Regions from separate parts of the Homo sapiens genome. Here region 2 is linked to region 1. A link is a loop called in an ENCODE intact Hi-C map of the cell type or tissue named here. Cell type or tissue: Calu3. All regions are shown on one strand. Each heading gives the region's core, and the rest is flanking DNA. Links, peaks and the distances in the headings are about the cores only.

Region 1 (11,290 bases), core at 1,757-9,756:
TAATTCTGTATTTTAGATAATTAGAAAAGAAATGCTTATATAAGAAAGAAACAAAATGGGCTGGGTGTGGTGGTTCACGCCTGTAATCCCAGCACTTTGGGAGGCCGAGGCGGGCGGATCACGAGGCCAGCAGATGGAGACCATCCTGGCTAACACGGTGAAACCCCATCTCTACTAAAAATACAAAAAATTAGCCGGGCGTGGTGGCAGGAGCCTGTAGTCCCAGCTACTTGGGAGACTGAGGCAGGAGAATGGCGTGAACCCAGGAGGCGGAGCTTGCAGTGAGCCGAGACTGTGCCACTGCACTCCAGCCTGGGCAACAGAGCGAGACTCCGTCTCAAAAAAAAAAAAAAAAAAAGAAAAGAAAGAAAGAAAATTATACTAGATATTGGTAAGTCTTTTATTACAATACTGTGATCAGTTGAAGAATATACAGATTTGAACAAATAAGAAAAATTTAGAGGACTCCAGAAGAGAGCATGAAAACTCTGAAGAAAATAAGAACTACAAGAAAAGGTTAAGAGAGCCAAAACCAATTTACTAAGAAATTCTGAAGAATATTTTAGAAACTGTCTTAAAGCTTTCCTTTTCTTTTATGGATTAAATAGGCAACATCTTTTCTGAGAGACAATAATCACTCCTTCCTGGCTCCTTTCACCCAAAAATAAATTTAAAAAAGAGAAAAAATATTCCAGTCATCCTTGTGAATTATTTCCTGTGAAATTATTTATCACCAGATATTTTCTGGTTAATATTGCTTTTTAAAATAAATTAGATATTTGCCTACATAAAATACATTAAACACAAGTGCCTCCAAGGAAACTACTATATCATTTCTTGGGCTCTTCTTAATTCTCTTGGACTCTAAAATGTAATTTGAATTAGTTGATATAATATGTTTTAACAATATTCTAGGACGATTTATAATTTATGTTTAATCACATTTAAGTACTACTAATAATTGTTCAGAGTTTTACCTCAGCCACATTTGGAAAATAAATTCACCTTCCAAAGTTTTTCACGATAATGAATATTTTGTTATTATTCGGAAAACATATAGTAAGTATTAAAAGGGCATGATTAATCAAAATTAACAGATTTCTCCTGTCCATTGCCAAGTACCAAGTATATCTATAGAGTGGCAATTAGGAAATGACATTCCATACCTTGTGATAGGCATTCTGTTAGCTGTGAATCTCTAACAGCAAACATCTCTTTTAATAAATTATATTATAAAAAAGAGTGAGGACTGAACAAATTATTATGCTTCTGTTGAGATTCACCAGCTAGCCTCTAGGCCTTTCTTCAAGCCTTTCAACCATGAATACATAAATTAAAAACTGACATTAAAACCAACTAAATAACTTAAAATCATATGTACACTGAAGAGAAAGAAAGAAAATATCAACTTAAAATGTTTCAACTCCACCATGTTTTCTAAACACATTGTCACGCTTGATAGTAAGGCCTAGGTTGGCATAGTGCTAAGAGCCCAGACTTAAGAGCAAACTTCCTGGTTAGAATCTTGACTCCCCACCTGCCAGTGTGTCCTTGTCTGAGTTTATTCACCTCTCTGTGCTTCAGATTTTTCTACGCTTGTTTCCTCCTGGTTGTGAGGTGCACAGAAAGCATTTAGAACAGGGTTTGGCACACACTTAGACTGTATAACTGTTAAATAAACTTTCTTTGAACCTCAATATTTTTAGAAATCTAACATTTTGAACATATATTATAAAAAGATTATAATATTCCAAAAGTGAAATCCTTGATTATAGGCAGCATTGAATTTTGGCCCCAGTCCCCAGGACAGTTTTCTGGGATATTTAGAGCTGGCACATATTCTGTGTAGTCAGTGTTTATGCTCAATTTGTGGTTCAATATTTTTAAATGTCATCCCTGTTTATAGGTGATAAGTATTATCTTTGTAAAACTGGATTATCCAGGGCCACTATTTTTCAACTACCTTCCTTAGATCCCCTGGGGTTCCATCCTGGTATGGAAGGAAGAAAGCTGGGGCAGGTAACAGGCCTTTTATATTATATATTGGAGTTAACTAAAAGACATCATCTTAAAAGAAGACCTAATAGCCTTAAATCAAGCTGAAATTCTCTGCACTGGAAATTACTTTGGAAAAGCATTTTGTACAAAATTTTTACAAATCTTTTCAACCACACTAATTTATAGTGAAGAATTTGAAGCAGAAAAAGGTGAAGTCACTTTAAAAAGGTTACACATCTAGGTCGGCCGCAGTGGCTCATGCCTGTAATCGCAGTACTTTGGGAGGCCGAGGTGGGTGGATCACCTGAGGTCAGGAGTTTGAGACCAGCCTGGCCAACATGGCACAACCCTGTCTCTACTAAAAATACAAAAATTAGCTGGGCGTGGTGTGGGGTGCCTAACCAGCATCTCTCTATTTTTCTAATGCCTGCCTCCAGCCCCCGGAAACCACCATTCTACTCTACTTCTATGAGTTCAACATTTTTGGATTTCACAGACATGGGAGGTCATGTAGTACTTGCCTTTCTGGGCCTGGCTTATTTCATTTAGCACAGTGTCCTCCAAAATGTCATATTTTTACATCCTATTTGGCCTTAGAATCCACTGGGTTGTCTATAAAATTGCCCACCATCTCACACATACCTACTTGATCTCCAGAATATAATTATTAATGCAGACATTTTCTGGCTAGCTGCCCCAAGATTCTGGTAATTTTCACATCTGGGAACTAGATGAAATCTCCAAACATACGGAAGCAATATGTAATGGGCCCTTCAAGGACCCTTGCCACATCCTAGAATTTGATTGAAGTGAGAAGCTGAAAATCTTAATATCTACTTATATTTATGTCATCATTGGTACTGGAAAAGAAATTAAAATGTTTCAGTATCACATAATGAATTTCTGTGGGTCTCTAACAATATTTTGCTATACTTTACTATGGACTATTCTCCTGACATGCTGTTTGATGAATGTATTTGATGGTAGTTTCTCTAAAGCAGAGAATGAGTTTGGGTGTATCTACCCAAGCACTTGCATCCTGCAGAGTGCAGCAAATATAACTGGCACACACTTCAAGGCTTGATTGTATTAGTATCATATTCTATTAAATTAAACTGTATGGTAATTTTCAGCTTAAGAAGCTGCTTTTATAACCAGTGGTACTTCAGTCACTGAATCAAGGCAAACACATAGGAAATGCTACTTCCTCATAGCTCTCTTCCAGAAACATAATAAATACATACAAGAAGACACATTAAACAAATTGGACTTCTACTAAAACAAATACTTGTTTTACTTATGTGTACTTAAAATAGCTTAAAAATGGCATATAAGTTCAATACTATGAGGACTATAGACAATTTTTTCCAGTACTTCATAAAATATTTAAACATCCTGATTAAATTATGATTAAAATCTATAAGATAGTTTTAAGGAAATGTAACTAATCATTTTGCAAAACTGCTTTCAAATCTTTCTAAACAGAAAAAAAAGTTCTTCTTTTCATATTTTATAGTATATTAATTGTAAAATAATGAATCAAATTAAGTATGAAAATATGGAATTACCTATGTCTATTGCATTTATAGTACATAATTGTATTTGGGTTTTTTGTTGTTGTTGCATAACACATTACCACAGACTTAGCAGCATAAAACAACAAACACTTATTATCTCAGTTTCAGTGAGTCAAAAGTTTAAGCTTTGTATAGCCTGATCCCTCAGAAGCTCACAAATTTAAAATCAAGGTGTTAGACACACTAAGTTTCTCATTTGGACTTAGGAGTCCTCTTCTAAGCTCATTCAGCTTATTGGCAGAATTTAGTTCCTTGTGGTTGTAGGACTGAGGTCTTCAATGTTTTGCTAGCTGTCAGCCAGTGATTGCTCTCAGTAAGTAGTCACCCACAGTTTCTTACCACATGGCTCCAAGAGTCAACTCATAACATGGTTGAACGTGTTCTTCCAGGACAGAAGGAAAGACTCTTTCCAGGTAATATAATACAATCACAGCAACTAGCCCATCACCATTTGTTATACACAATAATTTAATAAAAGGCATAACTATCCCACCAAATTCACAAGTTCTGCCCACACTCAAGGTAGGTGGGGGGGCGGCGGGGTTATTATTTTAGGTTGGTGCAAAAGTAATTGTGGTTTTTGTCATTAAAAATAATGGAAAAAAATTATTTTTGCATCAACCTATACAAGGTATGCACACCAGGAGATGGAAATCTTGGGAACCACTTTAGAATTCTGCCTGCCATGACAATTCTGTCTTATTTGTAATATGACTGGAAGTAGTGTAGCTATTATGGATGTCTTTTAGGACTTCTTCCCAATGAACACTTAATGGAAGTTATTAGTTCTCCTAATAACATAATTACTATCATAGTCAAGAATCATTATTAATCTAATATAGCCAAGGGAATGACAGAAGCAGAAAGATGTCAAGTCAGCTTTACAGAGTTGTTAAGTCACTCAGGGAAGACAGTGGGAACAGGATCCAATATGCTGGTGCACAGTCTGTTTCCCTAGCTCTGTACTATGGCATAATTCCTATATTAAGTAAAGACAGATGGCAACCTGATGCTAGTGCATCAGCTCTGAAAGAAACTGGCAAATAATTTTACTTTAAAGGGCAATTAATTCATTAAAAACAAATTGACTGTAAAGAAAAGTTTCTGTAATTCCCCAAATTAGCAAAATTTCAAAAATAGTCTTTTTTGAAAATTGAATTGTCTTTAAAAAAAGCAAAAAACTATCATCCCTGAAACCTGATTAGACATATAACCACATCATAAAAATCACAAGAAAAATAATGCCAATATACTTCCAATATTTTGCCTCTCTCTCCCTCTTTCTCTTTCTCTCTGTCTCCCACCACCCACCCTATCAATAGCTGCAATGACCGAGGAAAGCCTGTGAGTAAAATTAAATAAATGTTATACAATTGAACAATTATATCTCCTGATTATATCAGCTCCATTTTCAAGCATCTTCCAACTTTTCTGTTACTATAATTTAAATTCCAAACAATCACCATGTAGTAGCATACATTCTAGGAGCCAGAATGGAAGGAAAAATAATCATTGGTGGAATTCCTACTATGTGCCTGTCCCTGTTTTAAGAGCTTTCACAACACTATCTCATTTAATATCCTTAGTTGACATGAAAAGTATTAACATGTCTACTTAATAGGTAAAACCAAGGCCCATTAAATGTTCGGTGACTTACCTAAGTTCCACAGCAAATAAGAAGCATTGCTTGTACCTGGGATGCCTTGATAAATTTCAAAAAATTTATTGGACAAATGAGCAAATTAAAACAATTAAAAGAAAATTGTATAAGTCTCACTCTAAAAGTCATAGAGTTTTCCTTACAGCACACCACTAAAGGGTGTTTATCCTTCAAGTGCTGCGAGTTTAACCGGACAGTTTTAAAACACTGACACCTTCAGCTGTGGGAAAGTTATTTTATAAATAACCCTGCAAAATACCAGTAATGAAAATGTATACACTTGATTGACATGAAATTCAATAGTTATTGCTATGCTCTTAAAGCAATGCTTCAGCAAAGTTGGATCAGTGACAAAAATCAAATGTATGTTAATACTTACAAAGTTTCAATACTATTTTTAATGTGTCACTGTAGAAAAATCCACTGGGTGGTCCAATTTACATAGATACAGGTTATATCATTTCTATTTTGGTTTGTGCAGTGCAAAATTAAACCTGAAACAAGTTTTTCAACTTGGCAAAAGAGATATACAATCATATGCCACATGATGATGTTTCAATGGACCACATATTTGATGGCGGTCCCATAAAATTGTAATATCCTATTTTTACTGTAACTTTTCTATGTCTAGATACATAAATAGTTACCATTATATTAAAATTGTCTACAGTATTCAGTGCCATAACATGCTGTACAGGTCTGTACCACAGGAGGAACAGGCTATACCGCATACCTTAGGTATGTAGTAGGCTATGCCATCTAGGTTTCGGAAAGTACACTCTATGATGTTTGCACAATGACGGAACTGCCTAACAATGCATTTCTCGGAAAATATCTCTGTTGTTAAACAAGGCATGACTTTGTGTTAACTTAATAACATTTGTTCCTATAAATACAATGAAATAAACTTTCAACATCTAGATATCTTAATAACAAATATCAATTAGAGCTATAATATTATCTTATATAAAATAACCACATAAAAATAAAATGGATATAAACACATGCAACTCATTGGAATCTGAGATTAACCTCAATTTTAATAAGACTGACTAAACCATATAGTGTTTATCGCAACATCTTAATTTAACCAAAATTCTTTCTTCTAAAACAAAAATAATTGTTTCACTCATTCTTCTTTCATGTTGAAATACAAGCAGAATGAACCAGTGAGTGTTTTAAAATTGAAAATGTTTTGGTTTTGTGTTATCAAATAATTACTTCTTTAAAAACGTATGCCATAAAGGACACTGAGCTATAATTTTTGCCCTAAAGATACTTATACCTTTATAATGAAGATAAAGCCAGTGTGTAAATTACCAAACTACAAAACAGTGCCATAATGGAGGTTAAAAACAGTGCTATATGCCTTCTAGCAAAGGAGCAGTCACAACCAGTTTAAATTAAGTGGGATTTTTTTTTTTTTTTTTTGAGACAGAGTTTCACTCTTGTTGCCCAAGCTGGAGTGCAATGGCACGATCTCAGCTCACCACAACCTCCGCCTCCCAGGTTCAAGCAACTCTCCTCCCTCAGCCTCCCGACTAGCTGGGATTATGGGCATGCATCACCACGCCTGGCTAATTTTGTATTTTTTTTTAGTAGAGACAGGGTTTCTCCATGTTGAGTCTGGTCTCGAACTCCTGACCTCAGGTGACCCGCCCACCTCGGCCTCCCAAAGTGTTGGGATAACAGGTGTGAGACACTGCCCCAGGCCTAAGTGGGATTATTTATTCAACCAAAACCCTTTGTTATAGATTGAACTAGGTCCCCATCGAAATTTACATGTTGCAGTCCTAACACTCAGTACTTTAAAATAGCATTGTATTTGGGGATACAGCTTTTAAAGAGGTAATTAAGGATAAATAAGATCATAAGGGTGAGCCCTAATACAGTTGACTAATGTCTCTATAATAAAAGAAAGAGATATCAAGGATGCAGGTGTAGAGAAAAGACTAGAGAGCGCAGAGAGAAGGTGGTCATCTGTAAGCCGAGGAAGGGACTCAGGAGAAACAAAACCTACTGATACTTAGATTTTGGACTTTTAGCCTTCAGAACTGTGAGAAAACAAATTTATGTTGCTTAAGCCACCCAGTCAATGGTTTTTGTTATGGCAGCATTAGCAAACTAATACATTCTTTAGCACAAGAAAAAATAATGGTAGGTTTAACAAACTGAAAGACAATAAATCTTGAACCTTAGATTCTATTTCCCTCATAAAACTGATTAACTTATAATACTGAACTGGTCTCTAGATTAGGCATCACAAACTTAAGGCCTATGGGGCTAGACAGTTCAATCAATGAAAAGTTTCTGTGAGTAAGAAAATATGGAGGGGCGGTGACTGTGACCAATGAGGTAGGGTGTTCATGGGCAGGATAAAGAGGCTGACACCACTCAAATTTAGTATGTTATGTAGGTGAAAGAAAACACGGCTGGACGCGGTGGCTCATGCCTGTAATCCCAGCACTTTGGGAGGCCGAGGCAGGTGGATCACCTGAGGTCAGGAGTTCAAGACCAGCCTGACCAATATGGTGAAAATCCATCTCTACTAAAAATACAAAAATTAGCTGGGCGTCGTGGCATGTGCCTGTAATTGCAGCTACCCGGGAAGCTGAGACAGGAGAATTGCTTGAAACCAGGAGGCAGAGGTTGCAGTAAGCCGACATCCCACCACTGCACTCTAGCCTGGGTAAAAGAGCGAGACTCCGTCTCAAAAACAAACTAAACACACACACACACACACACACACACACACACACACAGTCTAGCATACTGACTGTTTGAGTTGAAGGCACCTAAAAAAGGGAAGGTACAAGAAGCCCCTGCTCTTTGTGCAGTTTCTTAAAAGCAAGACATAAAATTTAATTTGAGAAAGATTTCTGCCCAATACCAGAAGGACAGGAAGTTGAGACTGAAGGAAATCTGTAAAGACCATAAAAGGGGTACCTAATTTAGGTAGTGTTTTCAGGAAAGGCCTTTCTGGGAATGTCTAAACAAATATAAAAGGTGAAGAAGGGAACTTATTTTGGCATCTTTAAGATAGAAAGCAAATGCTTAAGGACACCACGAAGAAAGAAATTTTTACTTTGAAATTGCTTTCATACTTTTAACAATATCAATCCAATCCACAATATCTTCTGGACTGTGATCTCTTGGAAAACAGGAGATGCCCAATATGGTTTGGCTGTCTCCCCATCCAAATCTCAACTTGGATTGTATCTCCCAGAATTCCCACGTTTTGGGAGGAACCCAGGAGGAGGTAATTGAATTATGGGGGCCAGTCTTTCCCCCTGCTATTCTCGTGATAGTGATTAAGTCTCACGAGATCTGATGGGTTTATCGGGCTTGCTGCTTTTCCTTCTTCCTCATTTTTCTCTTGCCACCACCATGTAAGAAATGCCTTTCACCTCCCACCACGATTCTAAGCCCTCCCCAGCCATGTGGACCTGTAAGTCCAATTAAACCTCTTTTTCTTTCCAGTCTCAGGTATGCCTCATCTGCTGCATGAATACAGACTAATACAATGCCACTCCTTTCTTATGTGTTGTGCTGATATGTATAATTTCAAATTGCCTGAGTGACTACTCCATAAATGCTTATTGATTGAACATGTGAGAAAGGGTTAATGAGACCATATAAATATGTATGATTTAGACCATATCATAGCAGTCACTTAAATTAAGAGCCTAGTATGCTCATTAACCAATCTGAAGAACCATTAGCAACGGAAAATAGAGTGAAAGATGTATTGAAGAACAACATATTACAATTAAATTAATGGGGTTTAGGGAGGATCCACTGAACTTCCCACAGCTTCTGTCTCTTCTTTATAATGTCATGGTTCTAATTTACCTCATTTATATTAATGAATAGAGGATAGCACAACTATTAGCATGATTGAAAATTACACTAATGCTCAGTAAATCTACTTCTAATTATTATAATTAATGAGAAGTTGATCATCTTGGACCAGATTAACAACCTAAAGCAACTGAAATAGAGCAAAAGAGCTTTTTCTTGCTAATCCAGGTCTTTAGTCTGTTTTTATTTAATGAAACCCTGAGCAATCTACTCAGTAATGTTACATACTAATTCACTATAACCATCCATTTACATAGATTTACATAGATTTTATTTTCACATGTATGTATTTATTTGAAATAATTATTTCCAAGTGCATTGAAATGTAGTCTTGGGATTGGCTTTATGCTGTGTTAATGTTCCTGTATGAAACTGAATAATACAATCAATCTCATTTTTTATCTACCTGGTTCTAAGTCATCCTTTAAGGGTTATCTCCTCCAAAAAAAATTATTCATCTATATGGTCACTAGAATTAACCATTAAGAGACATAAATCTCACCTATTTATTTAAATATTAGAACTTTCCAAAAAGCTTGAAGAGAAAGAAATGACAAAAGAACTCAAGTTGATTTTAATCAGCTCAACATCTGACTTGCTGTTTTGATCCAAGACACATGACATATTTTTCTTACCTTGATTTCAATTATGTACTTTTCCTTGATTCTATTTTATGAAGAGTATAATATGATATCAATGCTTTATGTTTAGGTCTTCTTTATTTTCTGTCTTCTGCTACTGATTGGTGTCCATGGAAACAAACCTGTAATCAATGCTAGACTCCTAGAGTGCAGTGGCCTAAGACTCCACTTTGAGAGCACAATGAGGAAAAAGCCATCAAGGGTAAGATTTCAATGGGCTCCATCACAGACTTTTAATGAAGCAGGGAGAATTTTACATTATCATGGCCTCCGTATCCTGAAGGTGTTGTCCTATCTCAAAGCTGTATTTATTCTGCTCTTATTATCAAAATTTTCTTACTGTATTATGGGATTTTAGTTACAATAAATTTAAATATACAAATGTCATTTCCCCAGGCTTGTCCATAGCCTAAAAGTTCATGAATTAATTCACAAAATTATTTATTGAGAGATTGCTCTTTATCAGCCTCTGTACTAGGGCTGAAATTTTAATGGTGCAGATTACAAAATATCCTCATCTTTATGGGAATTCGCACTTAGTTGAGGAGATAAAAATAGAAAATATTAAAAGTAAGAGGAGTGTTACAGAAGGGAAAAAAGAGGTCCCTTGGATCTGTATAACAGGAAAGTACGCTAATCTAGGAGATCAGAAAAGACTTACCTGAGACAATGACATTTAAGATAACATGAAGGATGGAATACCTGCTAGCAGTTTCTCCTGGATGGGAGAACTAGGTCTCTGGGAAATAAAATGAAGTTCACCACTGGATATAAATTCAAAGAAAAAGCCAAAGTAGCATAATAAAAAGAATTTGAGGCTTAGGGCCCCATAGACCTGTGTTACAGTCAGAGCCATACCAGTTCCAGGTCATATAACCTTCGGGAAATTATTTAATCTCCCTATTTTATGTGGCATAAAAGTGGAGATGATATGTATCATGTAGGAGGACTGTGAGGATTATTTTAGATGATACGGATGAATTGCTGGGCACATTAGCAGGCCCTCAAAGAATAGTAATTTTCTTTCCTTATTTAAAAACCAGTGGCCCAAAGGTCTCTTTCTTTGAGAAAATTCACAAATGAAAACTTTGGGAGCATGTTATGAAAATGCTTTCAATATAGACCTAAAGGACTTTTAAAACTAGTTAGGGCTGGGCGCAGTGGCTCACATCTGTAGTCTCAGCACTTTGGGAGGCCGAGGCGGCGGATCACGAGGTCAGGAGTTCAAGACAAGCCTGGTCAACTTGGTGAAACCCCGTCTCTAATAAAAATACAAAAATTAGCTGGGCGTGGTGGCGTGCACCTGTAATCCCAGCTACTCGGGAGGCTGAGGCAGGAGAATTGCTTAAACCTGGGAGGCAGAGGTTGCAGTGAGCTGAGATCATGTCACTACACTGCAGCCTGGGTGATAGAAAAAAAAAATAGTTAGAAAAACAGGCTGTGGAGTCATTCAAACCTGTATCGAGTCACTTTCCAGCTACTTACTAGTTGTGTTTCCTTATTTTGTTGTATTTCCTTATTTTGTTGTATTTGAGCCTTGGCTTCCTCATCTG
Region 2 (11,290 bases), core at 1,353-9,352, 170 kb before region 1:
TTGACACCTCCCAGAATACCTTTTATATTGTAGGCTATCATTAATGTTTGATGAAACAAAGAATGTATAAATCAATGAATGGTAGCTTTGTATTCAGAATTTCAGAGTGAGCAGCAGAAGGGAGGTAAAATTTGTACCTGAAAATGCCTACCCTGATAATCTTTATATCCCTTAAAAATGACCATTACTTGTTCCCATTAGTTATGACAAATGAATGCAAATTAAGGCAGGCTATTCGAACTGGCTATGCTACCAAGGTATAAATGTCAGTTTCTGGTTTCTGGAGGTAAACGTGATCAAACAACTATTTTTGTGGGTGCACTCACCATATAAGATATTGCTCCAAAAGACAAACAACATATAGATGCACTGGCACCTGTCATATCTTTTTTAATAATAATCTGTCTGAGACAGAAAAAAATGGAAAAGGGGAATTCTTAACAGCTGAGATAAACAAAGCTAAGAAAAAAAATTTAATGGTACAAAATCTGACAGTCTTATTTATGACTGGCTCCAGGATAGAGTGTGAAACCAAGAGAGGTACTGCTATCAAATTTTATTTGTAATAGGCTAGCCATGAATTTTTTGGCACCTACCTCAATGGCTTTTAAACAGAAAAACTGAGGCAACAAAACATTTGCATCTGATTCTTGATGCTCTTTTGAAACCTATTGTTATAAAACATAGAAAGATTCTTAATCTCACGATGTATATGATCTAGAAATTTCATCTGCAAAATTGAGAAAACATATGCTGCCAGGGAAGTATAAAATGATTGCCTCTTTCTAATACCTGAGGTAGTAGCATGATAATAACTGTGTAAGACAACTTCTCCTTCTCTCAAAATAATTATGGCTCTCTAGAATTCAGCACCTGTTGCTACCAGATGTTACTGTCAAACACGTAAGCAATGGGTTTGAGCATTGCACAAACCTGGCCCGCTTCCAAGAGTCTTTGTCTGAATACCTCAGCAGAAGCAGGTGGCTTTCTAGAGTCCAAGATTTTAAATACCATACCGCACTAATCCGGTTCTGTAAAGAGGAAATGGTTTTCTCTAATGATGAATTGAATCTGTTCAGGTTCAAGCCACCACTTTGGTGCTACTGATAGACATTTTTATAACTATGTTTTAAGTGGAAGGAACAAAAACTCTAAAATTTAATATCACTACTAAAAGTAGGAAAATAATTATAAACCAAAAGTGTGTCATGAATTATCCTCAAATATATGACATCCTGCTGTCATGGCAACTAACCAAAGGGTTTTGTATAAATAAGAAGAAAATATTATTTCTTAGAAAAAGACATAGCTAATGTTTTAGCTAGACTGTGGTAGGTTAGTTACACAATGTGGTATTTGATGTCTTCACATCAACATCTTGATTAGGAGATGTGAGTTTTAATAAACTGTTTAATACGATTAGGTGCAATTCCTAAAATTTGAGACTGTCTTTCCTTTTTGATGTTAAAATAGGCCTCAGTTTATGAAATAATGAATTGATCATAGTTTCATTTTTCTTATTTTAGTAAATTAAAAGTTGACAATCACAAACATATTTTGACAATTTAAATGTAAAATATCTATGCTTAACTGAACATTTTAAAACAGGTTTGTTTATCCAATTTATAATAGGCACAATGATAAAATAAAACTATCTAACCAAGGAGGTGAAATATGTCTGCAATGAGAACTACAAAACACTGCTGAAAGAAATCACAGATGACACACACAAAAAAGGAAAAACACTGTGGGCTCATGCATAGGAAAAATCAATATCATTAAAATGCTCATACTGCCCAAAGCAATCTATAGATTCAATGTTATTCCTATGAAACTAGAAATATTATTTTTCACAGAATTAGAAAAACATTTTCTAACATTCATATGGAACCAAAAAAGAGCCTGAATAGTCAAAGCAATCCTAAGTAAAAACAAACAAACTAAAAGCCAGATGTATCACGTTACCTGACTTCAAACTATTCTCTAAGGTTACAGCAAACAAAACAGAATGGTACTGGTACAAAAAGAGACACATAGACCAATGGAACCAAATACAGAACCCATAAATAAAACTGTACACTTATGGTCATCTGATCTTTGACAGAGTCAATAAAATAAGCAATGGGGAAAGGACTCCCGATTTAATAAATGGTGCTGAGATAGCTGTCTAGCCATATGCAGAAGAATGAAAGTGGACCCCTACCTTTCATCATAGCCAAAAACTAACTAACTAAGATGAATTAGAGATTAAATGTAAAACCCCAAACTATAAGAATCCTAGCAGAAAACCCAGGAAACACCACTGTGGACTTGGGCGTTGGGAAAAAATTTATGACCAAGTCCTCCAAAGTAACTGCATCAAAAACAAAAATTGAGAAAATTGACCTAATTAAACTAAAGAGCTTTTGCACAGCAAAAGAAACTATCAACAAAATCAACAGACAACCTACCTAATTGAAGAAAATAGTCACAAATTAAGTATCCCACAAAGATCTAATATCCAGAGTCTATAAAGAACTTTCAACAGCAAAAAACCAATAACCCCATTAAAAAGTAGGCAAAAAATGAGCAGACACTTCTCAAAATAAGACATACAAGCAGACAACAAAAATGTTTAAAAAGTCAAATTACTAATCACCAGAGAAACGCAAATCAAAACCACAATGAGATAGCATTTCATACCAGTCAGAATGGCTATTATTATTATTTTATTATTATTATTATTATTATTATTATTATTATCATTATCATTATTATTATTTTGAGACAGAGTTTTGCTCTTGTTGCCCAGGCTGGAGTGCAATGGCCCAGTCTCGGCTCACTGCAACTTCTGCCTCCTGGGTTCAAGCGATTCTATTGTCTCAGCCTCCCATATAGCTGGGATTACAGGCGTCCATCACTATGCCTGGCTAATTTTTGTATTTTTAGAAGAGACGAGGTTTCACCATGTTGGTCAGGCTTGTCTCGAACTCCTGACCTCAGGCTTTCCACCTGCCTTGACTTCCCAAAGTGCTGGGATTACAGGCGTGAGCCAACACGCCTGGCCGAAAATGGGTATTATTAAAAAGTCAAGAAACAACAGATGCTGACGAGGCTGCAGAGAAAAGGGAATGTTTACACGCTGTTGGTGGTAATATAAATTAGTTTAGCCACTGTGGAAAGCAGTTTGAAGATTTCTCAAAGAACATAAAACAGAACTATCATTCAACCGAGTAATCCCATTATTGAGTATATACCCCCCCCAAAAATAAACTGTTCTACCAAAAAGACATATGCACTCACATGTTCATTGCAGCACTATTCACAATAGCAAAAACATATCATCAACCTAGGTGCCCATCCGTGGTAGACTGGATGAAGAAAATGTGGTACATAATATGTCATGGAATACTACACAGCCACAAAAAAGAACAAAACCATGTTCTGTGTAGCAACCTGGATGCAGCTGGAGGCCATTATCATAAGTGAATTAATCCAGGAACAGAAAACCAAATACGGCATGTTCTCACTTATAAGTGAGAGCTAAATATTGGGTATGGATGGATGCAAAGATGGCAACAATAGACACTGGGGAGTGCTAGAACGGGGAGCAAAGGAGGATGGCAAGATTTGAAAACTACCTATTGGGTACTCTACACACTACCTGGGTGACAGGTACTCCAAATTTCAGCATCATGCAATATATCTATGTAACAAACCTGCATGTGTATCCCTTGAATCTAAAATGAATTTGAAATTATTTTTTAAAAATCATGTTTGCTTTTCTTAACTACAGAATTACTTCAAAAGATCTTAGTTGAGTTTTCCTAAAAAAAGACAAAAATCAGTGCTTTTACCCAGAAAGATTTGCACAAATGCAAATAATTTGGGGACTATATTAAAATTTAGCCATTTACATCATATGCATTTTTTTTCATTAAAATAACTGATCCACTTCAGATCTTGGGAGAAGATTATGTACCTGAATGACGTTAGTAAATTGTAATTTAATTAAATTTAGTTAAAAAAAAAGCTACCTTCCCTTTTTCAAAAAGAGAAAAGTTAAGCCAACAATTTCACACATGGAAGGCAAAATAGTCAAGTAATTGGTTTTCCTATCACTATTTTGTCAAGTAATTACAAGGGAAAACATATACGCATCACGAAGTAAAATAGTAACTTTCAGCCTCTTTCATTATTTTTCTTCTTAGTTCATGTGATTGAAGCCATTCATTTTTCACAATCTAGTTCGTCCAGCACACTGTTAGTAATATGCTATATGCCCTACTTTGTGAAGCAAAAGTAATATTCTATGAATTTCATTTCATCTCTGATTTATCTACAATTTTTTAATGCATTCTCTACAATAATTATTTTAGCTTGCCAGTTAGTTATTAGTAGTCCCACCAGAGGGCAGACAGGGGAAAACTCAGGCTGTAAAACTCAAATAAGCACAATACTGATATTTACTCATTTTTCTATAAAAGCTGTGCAAATGGGAGCACTGTACATATTTGATGCTTATTTCAAATCATTTTCCATTGTTTTCCACAGTCCTTCTCTTTTTTCTGGGTAGACCAGAGACTCACTTTGTGATCTAGTAGTTACCTAAAATAAATTTTGATGGAATTGAATTTATTTTGTATGAAGAAGGTTATGTAAGAGTCAACAGACACACATGAGCCAAATTTAAAATTCAAGAAAATTTACAATAATAGGCCAATAGGGAGACTTCAGCTGATGAGATTTTTTACTATTCTGTAAGAATCACGAATCTTACTTATTACCAAATACAGTATGTGTCACATTTTCTACAGTGAGAATTCTGACAAAGGTGGAAACTGAGAATTACATTAATCTAATTTGTGTGCTACAAAAACATGGAAAACAATTTCCACATCCACAGGAGTCAGTCAGTACTTGATTCTAGCTATATGTCTGAAATGATAAAGAAGAGGTTTATTAATATTTGTCAAAAGAGTACATTTCAAACAACTTCTGAATTATTTGAAGTGGTAGGAAGACTTGTTTTAGAATATCTTTTATTAAAAACTTTAAATAGTTCAATTATTATAAGGAACAGTAAATCCTTATTGCCAAAGTAATAATTTTGTGTAAAATTAGTAGAAAGCATTTAGTTTTGCAATAGCAATAATTCAGGTAAAAAAAAATACACAGAAGTATCAAGACAGTAATACAAAATTGAATGCTTAGGCAATCAGCAAATCAGCCAAGAACAAAGTAAGTCCCTGGTTCAGCACTACTTCTAAACAGCTTTATCTTTAAGCCCAAATTCATAAATCTAGGCTTAAGAAAGGTCAAATGAAAGAAGAAAAAAAATACATTTTCTTTCCGATAAGTTTCATCCATTGCTCGTCAAGCCAATAGAAATATAGAAAACCAATTCTGTTAATTCTGAAGGCAATCTGTTCAACGTCCTTAACACAGATATATGTTTGTGGGTTTAGGTTTATTGAGTGCTACTGCCATGTAGGTCACTGGGAAATAGAAATTTGTCTAAATCTAATTGGAAGAAGAAGAGCAACTTACAAAATTAAAAATTCAGAGAGCTAAAGGAAGTGATACCAAGCCAATGGGCACTGCAGATAAAAGATCTAGAGGAGGTGACTGAACATTGATCCATGTGAGTCATCAAAACACGGTATTCACTAGGGAAATTTTGTCACCACCTAAATGAAGAATAAGGGGACTAAGGAAAATTACCCTGCCTATTAGCAAGAGCTAGGACAGCCCCTCCCAAATCCTTCTCTATCCAGGGATGAAATTAAATATTTAAAATTTGTAAGTGTGAAAAAGCAATACATCAAATCAAGGAAAGAGGAACATGGTGGTGAATAAAGAAATGGAATGTTTTTGATTAAAAAAAGAAAAAAGACTTGTTACCAGGAAGTAAAGGAGAATTTTGAAACTTGTATTGAAAACATACAGGATTCCAAAGTCTCTTTGAAATGCCGTAATCTTGTATGAGATGAAGAAGCAACAGGCTGAGATTCAAACAATGGTTGTCTAAATGAGTAAAAATTAAAAGAAATCTGAAAACACAATGGCAAAATCAAAATCAACATTGGAGGCATTAAACACAAGAACTGGCACAGGAGGAAAATAAAATCAGGGATTTAGAGAATAAACCTGAAGGGCTGCCCAAAAATATGAAGGAAAAAAGTGACGGAGATAAGTAACACACAAAATTCTGTATATAGCATGATCCTGCATGTGGGGGATAAATTCAGTGAGAATAAACATAGGAAATATTCAAAGGTGCTAAAAGTGGCCATCTCTGGATTGCGCAATCATAAGAAAGTTTCACTCTTTCTGTATATTTTCTCAATATAAAGTGTTTTACACTTTAGACTGTATTACTTTTGTAATCAGAAGAAAAAATAAACACAAAACTCAACTTAACTCATATATTTTTCAGAATAACCACTGATGAATGGGCTTTTTCTACAATAATCAATTCCTGTTTTCCAATCAATCTTAAAATGGAGACTTTCTAAAGCTGATATATTTAAATTATGAGAATGAAGTAATTAACCGAAACGTGCCCAATGGCTTTTTGTATTTCTCCATTTTAACTCTGCACACTTTAAAATTCCATGAAGCCGGAATTTAGAATTAATTCTAACTTATAATATTGCAGCATGCTGACTGATTCTTGATTTACATCATTCAAGGACAGTGTTTTATAGCCATCTTTAGTAACTCAAGAGGAAATGAAACAGAATAATCTTTAAAAAATAGCCCCAACATAGAATATTTTTATTATTCTTTTAAATTATTTTAAGTTCTTTTAAAAAGTCCTCATTCACGATTTTACTCAATTTCTTCTAATGGAAATTTAAAATAACTTCCTTTCATTCAATTTTTCATGAAGATAGAAAAACATCAATATTGTTTCTACAATAATGTATTGCATACAGCAAGCCAGCATAGTGAAGTAGAGGGAACACTAGCTTTGAGGTTAAATATACTGTATTCAAATCCTAGGTCCATTATTTACTGATGATATGTCATTGCGTAAGGAGGTAACCATTTCTGCAGCTTCCACATCATTAAAGAAAAAAGAAACTTGAGAATACATTTATTCCCCAAATCTTTGCGGAGTGCCTTCCATGTGCCAGACAATGTTTTGTTTACAGTGATTTTAGGATTCAATGAATTATTTTCCATAAAGTGTATTTACCCATTTTAAAAGTGCCTGTCTTATTCTATGCTAGCTTCTCTACAAAGGTGACTTTTAAATGTGATGGTAGTTTCATTGTCTTTTTTTTTTTTTTTTTTTGGCTAACATTGACAATTAGATTACTGGCACTTTCAATATTTAAATTATATTGAGATGCCAAACAAGTCGTTCTGTTTTTGTCAACTGCTGATAGTTGGTATAGAGGAGAGTTAGCAGTTTTGCACTAGCCTCTTTTCAGAAGTGACACAAAGCATCTCAATTTAAAATTTTTCAGAGGACAGAATTGGTTTTCAGAATCAAAGGGAATAGTCATTACTTTGCCTAGCATATATCACTGCAATTTATCTTTGCATGAATTAACAAAGCTGAATATTTAGGTGCACTAAAACGTGGGGAAATATATTGCGAACGAACTGCAAGATGGACACTATTAGATACTATGCATATGAGTGTGTGAGTGTGTGTATGAACATGTGCATAATTATTCAGTTCTTGTCGTAAACCTTCATGGCAAGTATTACGATTTGTGAATGAAGAGGTTGAAGCAAGTACCTTGCCCAAAGTCAAATAATATATTGTGGTGATGTCAAGCATCAGAATTTTGCAGTCAAATACCACATGCTCCAAGGCCAATATTATTTCCCCTAGAAGGAAGAATAAAATTATCCAATTTAAATATATATTTTAAAACAAACACTTTTCAATATCTACATGATCATGCATTATTTTAAAAGCTACGATGTGACAGAAAGTACAAAAATATCCTACAGCATAAATGAAAAGATATACTAATGACAGGTATTCATATCCCTCTTCAAATAGAGTTTGACAAGTTAAAATACATTTCAAATAGCCAAAATCATGTAAGAATCAAATATTAATGGAAGATTTATCATCCTTATAGAATGAAATGAAGACTCAGGCATAGAACCAATTTGTCTCTACAAAATACTGAATGAGACAGAACTGCAAATGTTACCTGACATAGGATGCAGTTCAATAAATCTAGGAGAAATCATGTAAACTATGTTTTAAAAAAAAAAGTGCAGTAATAGAGGACGGTTGGGAATAGGATGGGCTGTAGATGCAGATTCATGGGTTTAAATCTGAGTCCTGCTCTTTAGGAGCTTCAAGCAAATTACTTCACAGACTTGTAACTACGTTTTCTCATTTGTAAAATTAAGATAATGTTACTACTTCATAAGGTTGTTGAGAGGATTAAGATAATATATATAGTAACATACATAGTAAGATCTCAGTAAATGTTTAAAGTCAGGGGAGTACGTCTATAGATGAGCAAAAGCACATTTGAAAATAAAACATAATTGTTTCAAAGGTTCCACATAATTATAAACGAAATTAATCTAAAGCATCTTAAATTTAACAATGGCATTTGTTAATCTTGTTTAATTCACTTTAGAAAAGTTCTCAGACTTAGATGCACAAATGAAAAATGGTTAAATTTATTCAATGAGGACAAGAATCGTACTAAACTAAATACATTGCCACAGCTACAAAATATTATTTTTCAAACATGTACTGAGAGCTTAAAATGTGTCATCGATTGTGCTGGGCATGAGGTCGAGGGTAGTTTAAGAAAGAATAAGACTTCTGGAACTCCTAAACTAATCCTGAAGACAAGAATGCAAACACCTATGGTGTTTTTCATTGATGCTATACTTTTACGTCTTCAGAGAAAACTGTGACATATAAATGTTCTGTGAGAGATGCTGAAGATTCTGCTGGCCTTCCAAATTACATCTTCATCCACTCTGCCAGCGCTTAAAATACCTTGATCATTTGAATAAAAAGGTGAAGTCCCCTGTTACATAATAAACATTATCTGAAAGCAGAACACATTAAGCCATTAAACATTTAGCTCAAAATTAGTTTGTTTGGTAAGGCTCTGAGAATCCAGAGAAGAAAGAAACTAGAATAAATACCCTCAACATTGTAGTCTCAGATCAATCTGTATAAGTATGCCTTCTACCCAATCTAAACTGATATCCTCTAAACACTATGGCAGCTTTGCTGTACTTTCTTATGAAATATGTAGATTTCTACATTGTAATATATATTTACAACTTTTTAGCAAAGTTCATATTGGATATCCCAGTCAAGCTTTGCTACTGATGCCTTTACTTATAGTTCATGGAATCATTTGACCCTCTACTCTCTCTATTTGAAAACTCCTGTCTTCACCTTCTCTATGACCATGTAGACTACATATTCATGACTTGAATTTATCTCTTGCTTCAGTTTGTATTTCTACTTCACCTGGCTGACAGACCTCCACCCTAGACTGCAACAGTGGTCCCCATAACTGGCATCTAAACTTGACCTGTTGGGAACTGCTGAAAAAAAAAGGAGCTATGAACATTCTCAGGTTGATAACACATTTTGTAGCATGGGTTCTCCAGAAGCAAGGAGAAGAAAGATAGTTATTAGGGAAGTGACTTTCTGTACCTAAAGCAGACTTTGACTGAGCTAACAACAGGAAGCCATGTGCTGAACACACTCTCCATAGCTTTGTAGTGATTCCCTCCTTGAAAAGAAATCTGGTGTACATCCATATCTACCATATTACATGTTTACGGACTCCTTTATCCTCCATGATATTTTGAAATCCTTCTACAATCCCATAGTCAATTAAAACCCCACTGAATTTATTTTTTAAAATTATCCACTCTGTGGAAATCTACCTGCCCCATAATTCCTTGCCCCCTTTCTGCCCCATCTTAAGTGATTTACTGCCAAGCAAAAGGGTAAGATATGAGACAGGATCATGCTCAACTTGTGTCACCACACCTATATACATATTTACTCAACATCTTCCCTCTGTTTCCTTCTGCAAAAACACTTCAATAACTGTCCATTGACTTTTCCATGAAGTCCAAACCTCTTTACATGGCTGGCATTCCCTTTTGTAGCGAGGACCCTGTCTATCTCAACATTCTCCGTTATGTCACTCCCTTTATTAAACTCATGCTCCAGCCAAACGTAATGTTTTCGTTCACAGCAATCATTTGCTCTTGCACCTCCCCCCATGGTATGTATTTTTCACTCTGTGCTGAACACTCTTTACCTGCCTTCTTTGCTTAGTTAATCCCAAATTATTGTTTTTTGGATCTCAGTCCATTGAGATAACTAACCTTGACCCTTCAAGGTGGTGTTATGTGTCCCTTTTATGTGCATCTATTGCACACTGTCTTGCCTTTATCATGTACTTAGCACACTATGGTGTGTTGCATAATTCTCATTCCCAGAAGACTATAAGCTCTCTGAGGACAGGGACATGATCTCATGCATATAGTACATTTTCTAGTCCCACCTGAATACCTGACATCTAATGGGTACTCAGTGTTTATTTAAATGGATGGTTACCATTATAACTTACACCTATTACTGAGGTCCAGAACTGATTTAGGTACATGGAATGCAGCATTTAATTTAATCTTCACAACTATCCTACCAGATGGCCACAATTATCCCTCAGAAACTAGGCACGGAGGGCTTTAGTCAAGTGCCTAAAGTCCTAATACAGATGACAGACAGAGCTAAGATTCAAAGCCAGGTTTGCCTGACTGAATTTAAATCCCTTTGTTTATCCGTATTATCTCCTCTATAGACTATAAGCCCCTCAGAGACAGGCTCCTGTCCAATCTACTCATGTCATTTAATTCAATCCTTTTTTGTCCATTACCCTACTGCCTTACCACCCAATTAGCGCTATATAAATATTAGTTGACTGAATGATAAGTTGTCAAAATTTTTATCAGTTGGTACCCCTTTGTTAGAGTTGCGTGTTTTGCTTTTGACCCAGCTACAAAGAGCATGAAACTAATTTGCAATGCATAATTTTTTTAAGAAATGCTTTTTACTGTAGAGAAATAAAAGTTGAAAACTAATGCAATCTTCAAATATAAGAAGAAATATAATTTGATGATAATCACCTACTCTTTGTTTCAACTGAAGATAGGGTTAGAATAATGAATTTAAATTATAGAAAGAATGAGCTAGGTTAGAAATTGAAAAAAATTCTCTGAATATGGATAATAAAATATAAGAAGGTGATACTAAGGGAAGATATATGAATCATCTACGTAG

Evidence for each region. Peaks named below come from ENCODE experiments on the same cell type or tissue, not always from the same donor. Only the 100,000 strongest peaks of a DNase experiment are listed, where the experiment ranks them.
Region 2: it touches region 1 in a loop (3-fold over the local background); 2 of 110 quality-filtered maps call a loop at or near these places.

The regions. Positions count from the first base shown.
Region 1 is chr3:174,968,373-174,979,662 of GRCh38, reverse strand. The region is part of intron 1 of NAALADL2 (N-acetylated alpha-linked acidic dipeptidase like 2); the gene reads right to left. Among named protein-coding and RNA genes, the nearest start is that of NAALADL2, 110 kb to the right of the region's middle. In Calu3, for the core only: no CTCF peak of the experiment used is centred there; a DNase peak (open chromatin) is centred at 5,982.
Region 2 is chr3:175,139,544-175,150,833 of GRCh38, reverse strand. The region is part of intron 2 of NAALADL2 (N-acetylated alpha-linked acidic dipeptidase like 2); the gene reads right to left. Among named protein-coding and RNA genes, the nearest start is that of NAALADL2-AS3, 30 kb to the right of the region's middle. In Calu3, for the core only: a CTCF peak has its summit at 4,370 (motif pointing right); no DNase peak of the experiment used is centred there.